Regions from separate parts of the Homo sapiens genome. Here region 1 is linked to region 2. A link is an interaction called in ENCODE POLR2A ChIA-PET data of the cell type or tissue named here. Cell type or tissue: OCI-LY7. All regions are shown on one strand. Links, peaks and the distances in the headings refer to the core of each region. The heading gives the core; the rest is flanking DNA.

Region 1 (5,384 bases), core at 230-5,229, 200 kb after region 2:
TAACATTCCTTAATGTTTTGTGACTCTGTTGGCACTTTCAGCTATGGCCCATTAGCTCCCCAAATCCTAGTCAGTAGCATATAACATTCCTAGATATTTGACGTATTTTGCTGCTTTTGTATATGGTATCGATTTTGTATTTCATTTCCTACCTGTTGCTAGTATACAGATGAGCATTTTTTGGTCTAGAGTGCTTGCTAGATTCACTCATTAACTCTGTTTGTTGATCTCTCTAGATTTTCTACATATACAATCATGTATTCCGCAAATATCAATTTTTCTTCTTTCTTACCAATCTTTACGTCTTTTATTTCCCTATCTTGACTTATTACACTGGCTAGATTTCCAGGACAATTTTGAATAGAGCTAGTGATTGTTGTTTTCCTGAGATGAGGTGGTCAATGTTTGGCATTTAGTCAGCAAACAAGATATTAGTGTTTTCTTTGTTTGCTTGTTTTAATGAGTCTTGCTCTGTCACCCAGGCTGGAATGCAGTGGTGCGATCTTGGCTCACTGCAACCTCGGCCTCCCGGGCTCAAGTGATTCTCCTGCCTCAGCCTCCCAAGTAGCTGAGACTACAGATGTGTGCCACCACACCTGGCTAATTTTTGTATTTTTAGTAGAGACAGGGTTTCACTATGTTGGCCAGGCTGGCCTCAAATTCCTGACCTCAGGTGATCTGCCAGCCTCAGCCTCCCAGGGTGCTAGGATTACAGGTGTGAGCCACTGTGCCCCGCCAGTTTTTTTTTTTTTTTTAATAGACTTCTATTTCTAGGTTGCTGAGTTTTGTGTGTCTGTGTGTGTGTGTGTGTGTGTGTGTGTGTGTGTGTGTGTATTTTTTTTTTTTTTGTGGACCCTTCAAAATGCACAAGAAGTAGTGGGTTAAGGATAGGAGGGAAAACTCCAACTCCGCCAAGACTGAGCAGGATTAAACACCAGGTGATATTTGCCAGGGGTGGGCCACTTTCATCTGGTATTCTTCTACTGATAGAGGAGTTAAGAAGAAATTATTTCGGCAGATAGAGTAAGGAAGTCCTCCGTAAACTTTTCCTTTTAATGAAAAGCAGCCTCCAAATCATTTTCTTTTCTAACAAAGAGGAGCCTGTAAAATCGAGTTACAGATGTAGAAAGGCAGGCTAGAAGCTTGCGCGGGTAGAATGCTGGCAGCTGTGCCAATAGGGAAAGGCCACCTGGGACTAAGCATGTTCAAAATGACTGCTCCATCTTCCCTTTTCCTTTCCAACCACATGTGCCATAGGGAGCAGACAACATGGGGCTGGCCAAGTGGTAAGCCCATTTGCATGATAAGATTAGGGTAGGGTGGCCAGCTTCTTCATGCACTATGTAAACGTCACAACTGGTCCAGCCAATCTGTGCGCCCTATGCAAATCAGACACCACCTCCTCAAGCCTGTCTATAAAATCCGATGCACTCCCCACAGGCTGGAAGTCCCATTCGGGCGCCCCTCTCTCTCTCAGGAGAGGAAGCTGTTCTCCTTTCTCTTTCTTTTGCCTATTAAGCCTCTGCTCTTAACCTCACTCCATACGTGTCCATGTCCTTGATTTCCTTGGCATGAGGCAATGAACCTCGGACAACAACGCCAGACAACAACACCACTTCACTACCTTCTGGGGCACCCCTGCCTTGTCCCCAGTTTCCCAGATATGTTTCCTAGAGACTGTGAATTGTAGAGGGGGCACCTGTGCCAATGAAACACATGAACATGTCAGAAGCATTTGAATCAGAGTGACTCCATCTTGAATAAGGGCTGGGTAAAATGAGGCTGATACCTACTGGGCTGCATTCCCAGGAGGTTAGGCATTCTGTCACAGGATGAGATAGGAAATTGGCACAAGATACAGGTCACAAAGACCTTGCTGATAAAACAGACTGTGGTGAAGAAGCCAGCCAAATCCCACCGAAACCAAGAAGGTGATGAGAGTGACTTCTGATCATCCTCACTGCTCATTATAATGCATTAGCATGCTAAAAGACACTCCCACCAGCACCATGACAATTTACAAATGCCATGGCAATGTCAGAAAGTTACCCTATATGGTCTAAAAAGGGGAGGAACCCTCAATTCTGGGAATCACCCACCCCTTTCCCAGAAATCTCATGAATAATCCACCCCTTGTTTAGCAAATAATCAAGAAGTAACAATAAGTATAAGCAGCTGAGCACCCATGCCACTGCTCTGCCTATGGAGTAGCCATTCTTTATTCCTTTATTTGCTTTATAAATTTTCTTTCACTTTATGGATTTGCCTCAAATTTCTTCTTGTGCGAGATCCAAGAACCCTCTCTTGGGACCCCTTTCTCGTAACAAACATAATGCTTCCTACTAGTGTTTCCAGTACAGAGCAAGGAGCCTGGGAATCTAGTCCTGGTGATGGAGTGAGAAAGGTGAGCGACTGATGCAGTTTTATTTGAAGAATAAACTTACTTAAAAAAAGGTTAATTTCCAGTTCTAGAGGGACAGGGGTTCCTAGCAGACTAATGGGACAGTGACTCAGTTATAGAGAAAAAAGAAAAAGGCCCAGAAAAGGGCCCCAAGGAACAGGACTATATCAACTTCACACACAGCCTGATGGTGTGTCCCAAAGATCAGCTTGGGGCAGGATTTCTCAGCCTGGGCACTACTGGCATTTCAGGCTGGATAATTCATGTGTATGTGTGTTGCGGGTCAGGTGGGGGTTTGTGCTGTGCATTGTAGGTTGTTTAGCAGTATCCCTGGCCCATTCTCACTAGATATCAGTAGCACCACCCACCTCCCACGGTGACAATCAAATATGTCTCCCGACATTTCCCTCGAGCAGGGGACCCACAAGATCACCCAGTTGAGAACCACTAGCCTAGGGTCACTTAAACTTCTCTTGTCAGTGGTCAGACTTAATCCTAGGAAGTAGTCAAAGAGTTTGAGCTGCAGGTGGGAGGAGAGGTTAAGGGTCCAGACTGGGAACATTCCAGTCACACACGCCATTCTTTTTTATGGGCATCTTGGAATATGGCTGTTTCAAAACTTTCCACTTCCTCCTTTTCTTTTCCTCATTTGATGAATTTGTTGTTAGCACTATGAGACAGGGGAGATTGTTTTCTCTGTTACTTTTGGGAGGAGAGCCTCTCCTGTTCATTTAATCTGTGCGAACTTCCGGCAGGAAATGGCACTCAAGGAAAGTTTTGAATAAAAGGAAGATGCTGGTTTAGCCAGTGGAAACAGGAAGTTGTTGCCCGTGTCTCCTACGGTGTAGAAGAAAGTAAGAGGCAGACAGAAACTGCACTTAGCAGGACTGAGAGGAGCAGAAGACAGTGGGGTGGGAGTAGAGGGAGGGTGGGGAGAGCTGAGGAGCAGAGGGAAGCAACTGGGCCACCAGGACAGAAGACCTTGAATCTCCAGGCTGAGCCGGCTGTACCGGAAGAGGATGAATGTGCTGTGTAGGAGGAGCGGGGTCATGCAGTGACAGTAAGTCAAAGCAATAGTGGTTTGTTAATTAAACTACTTTAGAGTATAGTATTCTTCTATACTATATTCTATTTTTTTTTTATTTTTATTTTTCGAGTTGGAGTCTCACTCTGTCACTCAGGCTGGAGTACAATGGCGTGATCTCGGCTCACTGCAACCTCCACCTGCCGGGTTCAAGCAATTCTCCTGCCTCAGCCTCCCGAATAGCTGGGACTACAGGTGCGTGCCACCATGCCTGGCTAATTTTTTGTATTTTTAGTAGAGATGGGGTTTCACCATGCCAGCCAGGTTGGTCTTCAACTCCTGACCTCAGGTGATCCGCCTGCCTCGGCCTCCCAAAGTGCTGGGACTACAGGTGTGACCCACCGCGCCCAGCCTATTCTATTTAAATTAATATATTTTCTCTCCAATATTAGGAGCATATGCCTACATTCTAAAATCTCCTTGAATAAAGAGAGAGAGAAAGAGAGTAAATGTGGCAAAATATTAACAGTTGGTGAATCAGATGAAGGGTATATTTTTGTTCACATTATATTCTTCCTGTAATTCTTCTATAAGTTTGAAAATTTTCAAAATTAAAATTTGTGCTGTGTGGAGAGAAGAATGAATTTTTAAAACCATGTGATATTTAGAACTGGATCAGTCATCACAGATGTATGTGTTCATGAATATGTGGCATTATTTATGAATTTTCTTCTCTTCAATGTAATATAGTGATGCTGATGGCTCTTTTAAGAGTGATTTCTCATCATGTATTTATGTATTTTCAGGTTCTGACAAACACAATCTAGAATTGTCAGATTTTTGCATAATTTGCACCATTTCCTTACAAGGCAGAGGTAACTCAGCTAGTAGCTTTCACAATCATTCATTCATTGGATAAGCATTTCTTGAGTATCTACTATAACTGTATACAAGGTGTATACTCTTTTTTTTTGAGACGGAGTTTTGCTCTTGTCACCCAGGCAGGAATGCAGTGGTGCAATCTCGACTCACTGCAACCTCCGCCTCCCGGGTTCAAGCGATTCGCCTGCCTCAGGCTCTGGAGTAGCTGGAATTACAGGCGTCCGCCACCACAGCCGGCTAATTTTTTAATTTTTAGTAGAGATGGTGTTTCACCATGTTGGCCAGGCCTGTCATGAACTTCCGACCTCAGGTGATCCACCCACCTCAGCCTCCCAAAGTGCTGGGATTACAGGTGTGAGCCACAGCACCCGGCCTACAAGGTGTACACTCTTAAGCATTATGGGGAATACAGATATGAATCAGATAGACATTCTGCACACATATAATCTTATAATTTGGTATAAGTTTAAAACCTTGCACATAAAGAACTTTTTTTTTTTTTTGGCTGGAGTTCAGTGGCCCGATCTTGGCTCACTGCAACCTCTACCTCCCGGGCTCAAGTGATTCTTGGGCCTCAGCTTCCCAAGTAGCTGGGACTACAGGCATATGCCACCAAGCCCAGCTAATTTTTGTATTTTTAGTAGAGACAGGGTCTCGCCCTGTTGGCCAGGCTAGTCTCGAACTCCTGGCCTCAAGTGATCCACCCGCCTCGGATTCCCAAAGTGGTGGGATTACGGGTGTGAGCCACTGTGCCAAGAACTTTAAGATAGATTGAAAATTATTATTTTTTGTCAAGTCTCAAAGGACTTACTCATCTTATTGGGAAATGGTGTGAGCCATATTGGTGCTGCATTTGTTCCATCCTGCCATGGAGCAAAACTAGGGCTGAGGGTTGGGGGCTATTGGTGGGGTTGAAGTGAAGAATGCTGCATTGGTTTGCCATTGCTGTATAACCCATCAGTCTGTGGCTGAAAACAACAGTCATTTAGTATTGCTCTTGTGTCTGTGGTTCAGTTGGGGCTTGGCTCATCAGAGTGGATTTGAATAGGCAGTTCTGTTTCAGGCTGCTGCAGCTAG
Region 2 (5,384 bases), core at 333-5,332:
TGAAACTGGACCCCTTCCTTAACGCCCATATACAGAAATCAACTCAAGATGGATTAAAAACTTAAATGTAAAACCTAAAACTAAAAACCCTTGTAAAAAACCTAGGTGTTTGTTCTCTAATACACATGAGGCATAATCTGAGATAGTTTTGTCTGAAAACGCTTTTGGAATTAGTACAGTGTCAGTCAGAGAAGAATCACAAAAACTACAGCCAACATTTAAAACAGGATAATGCTTTATTTAAGCCAAGCTTAATAGACATTTTAAAACCATATCAAAATCATCTCATCCATACAGTAACAATGTTGTATTACCCCTTGGCATTCACTATAAAAAAGCATTTCAAATAATCCCGTTTTACATAAAAGATCTATTTCTATTTATTTTATTTTATTTTTATTTTTATTTTTGAGACAGAGTCTCACTCTGTCACCCAGGCTGGAGTGCAGTGGCGCCATCTTGGCTCACTGCAAGCTCCGCCTCCTGGGTTCACGCCATTCTCTCGCCTCAGCCTCCTGAGTAGCTGGGACTACAGGTGCCCGCCACCACGCCCTGCTAATTTTGTTTTTGTATTTTAGTAGAGACAGGGTTTCACCATGTTAGCCAGGATGGTCTTGATCTGCTGACTTCGTGATCTTCCCGCCTCGGCCTCCCAAAGTGCTAGGATTACAGGCGTGAGCCACCGCGCCTGGCTGTAGAAGATCCATTTTTAATAAAAAGCTAATATATTTCATCAAAAGACTATTAGAATTAACTCTTCTCTTACAGCTCTTTTCTAGCTTTTCCTTTAGTCAACAATATCTCTAGCTAATACGTTAAGGGAATTTGTATTCACGGAAGAATCTTTGTCATTTAAGCATAATGTGAAATAGAAAATTGTTGGTTGTTATCAAAGAATTAGATGAGCAAATACAGGCATTCATTTCTGAAACTGACTAATACTCAAGAAATCAGAGACCCATTAAAGTGGGTTTGGAAGACCTGTGAGCTTTGCGCTTGAGAAAAGCATTCTCTATTTTACTTTTTATGACTTCTTTTGACTTTGACTTCATCTTCTGATATTTTTGTTGAATTTAGAAATTTTTAGTTTCTAAAAACTCTTTTCTGCCATCCCTGTCTCTCCTTTTGAAAAATATAGCATCCTTTTATTTTATAGATCTATTCCTTATCTCAGAAACATTATTAATGTTATTAAAGTTTTCTTTTATGTTTTTCTTTCCTTTGGGATCTTTTTTTTCCCTGTTGTGATATCTGTCATTTGTATTTATTTTCTTCAAATGTCTAGTGATTTTTGGCTGGCAATTAAGATGGATTAGAAGCTTTGTACATGGGTGAGGATTATGGACCTGTAAGTTCACTATAGATGAAAAAGTGGTGATCTCAGTCTTAAGTCTGGGCTTCCATCAGATATCATTCTTTGTTGGATTTTTTTTCTTTTGTTCTAGCCCTCAGTCTTTTCTGAGAAGATTTGCCCAGTTTGCTTGGAGATTTTTCTAGCTGCTGCTATTTTTTGATTAGAGTGGGTATAGGGGGCTGAGGATTCCATCATTTTGTATGTAGATTTACACTTAAATGCTCATTTCTAGTCCCTAAACCTTCTACAGTCCATGATGTCTAGTGAAAGTGAACCTGGAAATTCTGCTGCAATTCCTATAGACTAGTGGCTGTCAATGGAAGTGGTGTTGGGGGACTGGTGGTGGTGGGTGGTTTTGTCCCCCAGAGGACATTTGGCAGAGTCCAGTGACATTTTTTATCATCATGACTTGGATGGTACTGAACATCCTAAAATGTACAGGACATCCCCACAATGAAGAATTATTTGATCCACTAGTGCTGAGGCTGAGAAACTCTGCTCTAGAGAGTAATCCTTTGTTCTCATGAGGGTTATGCGGTGGGGTGAGAGTGGTGTTTGTGCGTGTTGCAGCAGCAGGGGGTGTAATTGCTCTGTATACATACTTTAAGTCTCAGTTTTTAACCCCTAATCTTACCCCTTCCTTCTAAGATACCTGATGCCTTCAAGTCCCACATTTTTCCAGCATTCTGTGGGGCATATTTATATTCTGTATCCCTGATTATAGACACTTAGGTTGCATTCCCTCCTCTCTCTACTTTGAGTTATAGTCCGTCCTCTGTTAGCTTTCTAGCTTCTCAAATCTGGAACACACATGCTTTTCCCCTCATAGGTAGGGATTCTTAGTTTCAGAATTGAGGGCAAGGGAAAAATATTTCATTTATAAAACAAAGACAAGGAATATAATTTGTTCTTTGTAATTTGTATTTATTGCTTATTGACACAGGTATCAAGTGACACTTGGGTATCAAGTGATGGTGATAAATGTTGGAAATGAGTTTGTGTAGCTGTCACAATTGTGTTAGAATACATTTTATAGGAGTTAGAAAAAAATATTAACTGTTAAACTCATATTAAACTTTATTTTAGAGTCATGAGTGGAAAATTAACTGTTCAAGAAGAGCAGATTGTAGAATTGATTGAAAAAATTGGTGCTGTTGAGGAGGAGCTGAATAGGGTAAGCACTTAAAATGATATTTACTGTTATGTGAAAAGCAAATATTGAAAGAAAATTTTAGAATGAAAGATCTAATATTTTTTCCTTCAAGATTTTTTTTTTTTAGACGGAGTCTCGCTCTGTCACCCAGGCTGGAGTGCAATAGCGTGATCTCGGCTCACTGTAACCTCTGCCTCCCAGGGTCAAGCGATTCTCCTGCCTCAGCCTCCCGAGTAGCTGGGATTACAGGTGTGCACCACCATGCCTGGCTAATTTTTTTTGTATTTTTAGTAGAGACAGGGTTTCACCATGCTGGCCAGGCTGGTCTTGAACTCCTGACCTCATGATCTGCCCATCTCAGCCTCCCAAAATGCTGGGATGACAGGCGTGAGCCACTGCACCCAGCTCCTTCAGATTTTTTTGGAAAAAAAAAAAAGATTTTATTTTGCTGACCCTTATACTGAAAGTAAGTTATATCATGATTTTTTACTATCATTAATCACATCAAAAAAGCTGACAGCTTATATTAATAAAACATTACAAGAAATTAACTGAATTGTTTGATTTTGTTATTGAAACTACAAAATAGTGAATGCTGAAGCAGTTTTGTTAACATGTTTATCAGATGAAGGAATACAGATATTGGGAGAGACTGGATGTTAAATAAAAGTAATATAACTAGGGTAGGCAAGAGGCCTGACCTTTCAGGGCCACCCTCATATTAATACCTTTATTTATTTATTTTTAATTATTTTTTAGAGACAGGGTCTTGCTTGATGCCCAGGCTACAGTGCAGTGGTGTAATCATATCTTACTGCAGCCTCAAACTTCTGGTCTCAAGCAACTCTCCTGCCTCAGCCTCCTGAGTAGCTGGACTTCAGGCATGCACTACCATGCCCGGCTAATTATTTTATTTTTTTGTAGAGATGGAGTCAGTCTCGCTATGTTGCCCAGGCTGGTCTCAAACTATGGGGCTCAAGTGATCTCCTGCCTTGGCCTCCCAGAGTGCTGGGGTTACAGGTGTGAACCACCTTGCCAGGCCACATTAACACTGTTATATTCAAATCCATTGACAATGTTGAAGGAAACTGAAGAATTAATAGTACTACACCAGACCTATTATTTAATCTCAAAGTGTTGAGTAAGATTACAGAAAGAAACAGGATGACATATTTGTGTTAACCTACCGGGTAACTTCTTACAACTTTTGCATGGAAATAATTTGTTTCATTTTTCTAATCTTATGAACTAGCTAGATATCCTACCAGCCAGCTCAGCGTTTTTTAAATTCTTATATTTAGGTTACAGAGTTGTTTATGGATAATAAAAATGAACTTGACCAGTGTAAATCTGACCTGCAAAATAAAACACAAGAACTTGAAACCACTCAAAAACATTTGCAAGAAACTAAATTACAACTTGTTAAAGAAGAATATATCACATCAGCTTTGGAAAGTACTGAGGAGAAACTTCATGATGCTGCCAGCAAGGTTTGTCCCTTGTGTTGATTTGTACTCATATTAAGTAGAGAATGGGTAGAAAAAATTTTCTGTGCTTAAGCATTAAATATTCTGTTTATTCACCCCAAATGGTATTTCTGTCCATTTAAAAAACATTATTTTACTATTTCATCCATGTTTTTCTCACTGGAGATGTCGACTTATGAAAAAACTACTCCTGCTCCTGGAGTTTTGAAAATAGAACATAACTTAGCTGGGAGTGGTGGCTCACGCCTATAATCCCAGCATTTTGGGAGGCCAAGGTGGGTGGATGACCTGAGGTCAGGTGTTCGAGACCAGCCTGACCAACATGGAGAAACCTGTCTCTACTAAAAATACAAAATTAGCCGGGCGTGGTGGCGCATGCCTGTAATCCCAGCTACTCGGGAAGGCTGAGGTGGAAGAATCACTTGAACCCGGGAGGCAGAGGTTGCGGTGAGCCGAAATCACACCATTGCACTCCAGCCTGGGCAACAAGAGCGAAACTCCGTCTCAAAAAAAAAAAAAAAAAAGAAAATAGAACATAACTTTATAATATATTTTGTAGACATTTAGAATAGTGATGCTGTGATGCTTTTTCTTTGTGGGGATGATTGAACCTAATTAGTCATTAAGAATTTAGTATGTTCTGTCCAGGCATGGTGGCTCACGCCTGTAATCCCAGCACTTTGGGAGGCCGAGGTGGGTGGATTGCTTGAGGTTAGGAGTTCGAGACCAGCCTGACCAACATGGTAAAACCCCATCTCTACTAAAAAAAAAAAAATACAAAAATTAGCCAGGCGTGGTGGCACATGCCTATAATCCCATCTACTCAGGAGGCTGAGGCAAGAGAATCACTTGAACCCAGGAGGCAGAGGTTGCAGTGAACCGAGATCATGCCACTGCACTCCAGCCTGGGTAACAGAGCAAGACTCTGTTTCAGAAAAAAAAAAAAAAAGAATTTAGTATGTTCTGATGATGAAAGATGTTGAAAGTATTTAATTTTTTTTTTTTTTTTTTGAGACGGAGTCTCGCTCTGTCGCCCAGGCCGGACTGCGGACTGCAGTGGCGCAATCTCGGCTCACTGCAAGCTCCGCTTCCCGGGTTCACGCCATTCTCCTGCCTCAGCCTCCCGAGTAGCTGGGACTACAGGCGCCCGCCACCGCGCCCGGCTAATTTTTTGTATTTTTAGTAGAGACGGGGTTTCACCTTGTTAGCCAGGATGGTCTCGATCTCCTGACCTCATGATCCACCCACCTCGGCCTCCCAAAGTGCTGGGATTACAGGCGTGAGCCACCGCGCCCGGCCTTTAATTTTTTATTAGTTGTACTTTTTTTTTTTGAGACAGACTCTTGCTTTGTAGCCCAGGCTGGAGTGCAGTGGCATCATCTCAGTTCAC

What was found. Peaks named below come from ENCODE experiments on the same cell type or tissue, not always from the same donor. Only the 100,000 strongest peaks of a DNase experiment are listed, where the experiment ranks them.
Region 1: POLR2A ChIA-PET joins it to region 2 with 6 read pairs; 3 of 35 experiments call an interaction of 5 or more read pairs at or near these places.

Annotation. Positions count from the first base shown.
Region 1 is chr10:92,827,897-92,833,280 of GRCh38, forward strand. It overlaps a transcript of EXOC6 not described here. Among named protein-coding and RNA genes, the nearest start is that of EXOC6, 18 kb to the right of the region's middle. In OCI-LY7, for the core only: no CTCF peak of the experiment used is centred there; a DNase peak (open chromatin) is centred at 3,195.
Region 2 is chr10:92,626,368-92,631,751 of GRCh38, forward strand. It overlaps KIF11 (kinesin family member 11), which reads left to right. Exons shown (of 22, transcript NM_004523.4): 11 at 2,441-2,528; 12 at 3,809-3,997. Among named protein-coding and RNA genes, the nearest start is that of KIF11, 36 kb to the left of the region's middle. In OCI-LY7, for the core only: CTCF peaks have their summits at 1,977 and 2,177; no DNase peak of the experiment used is centred there.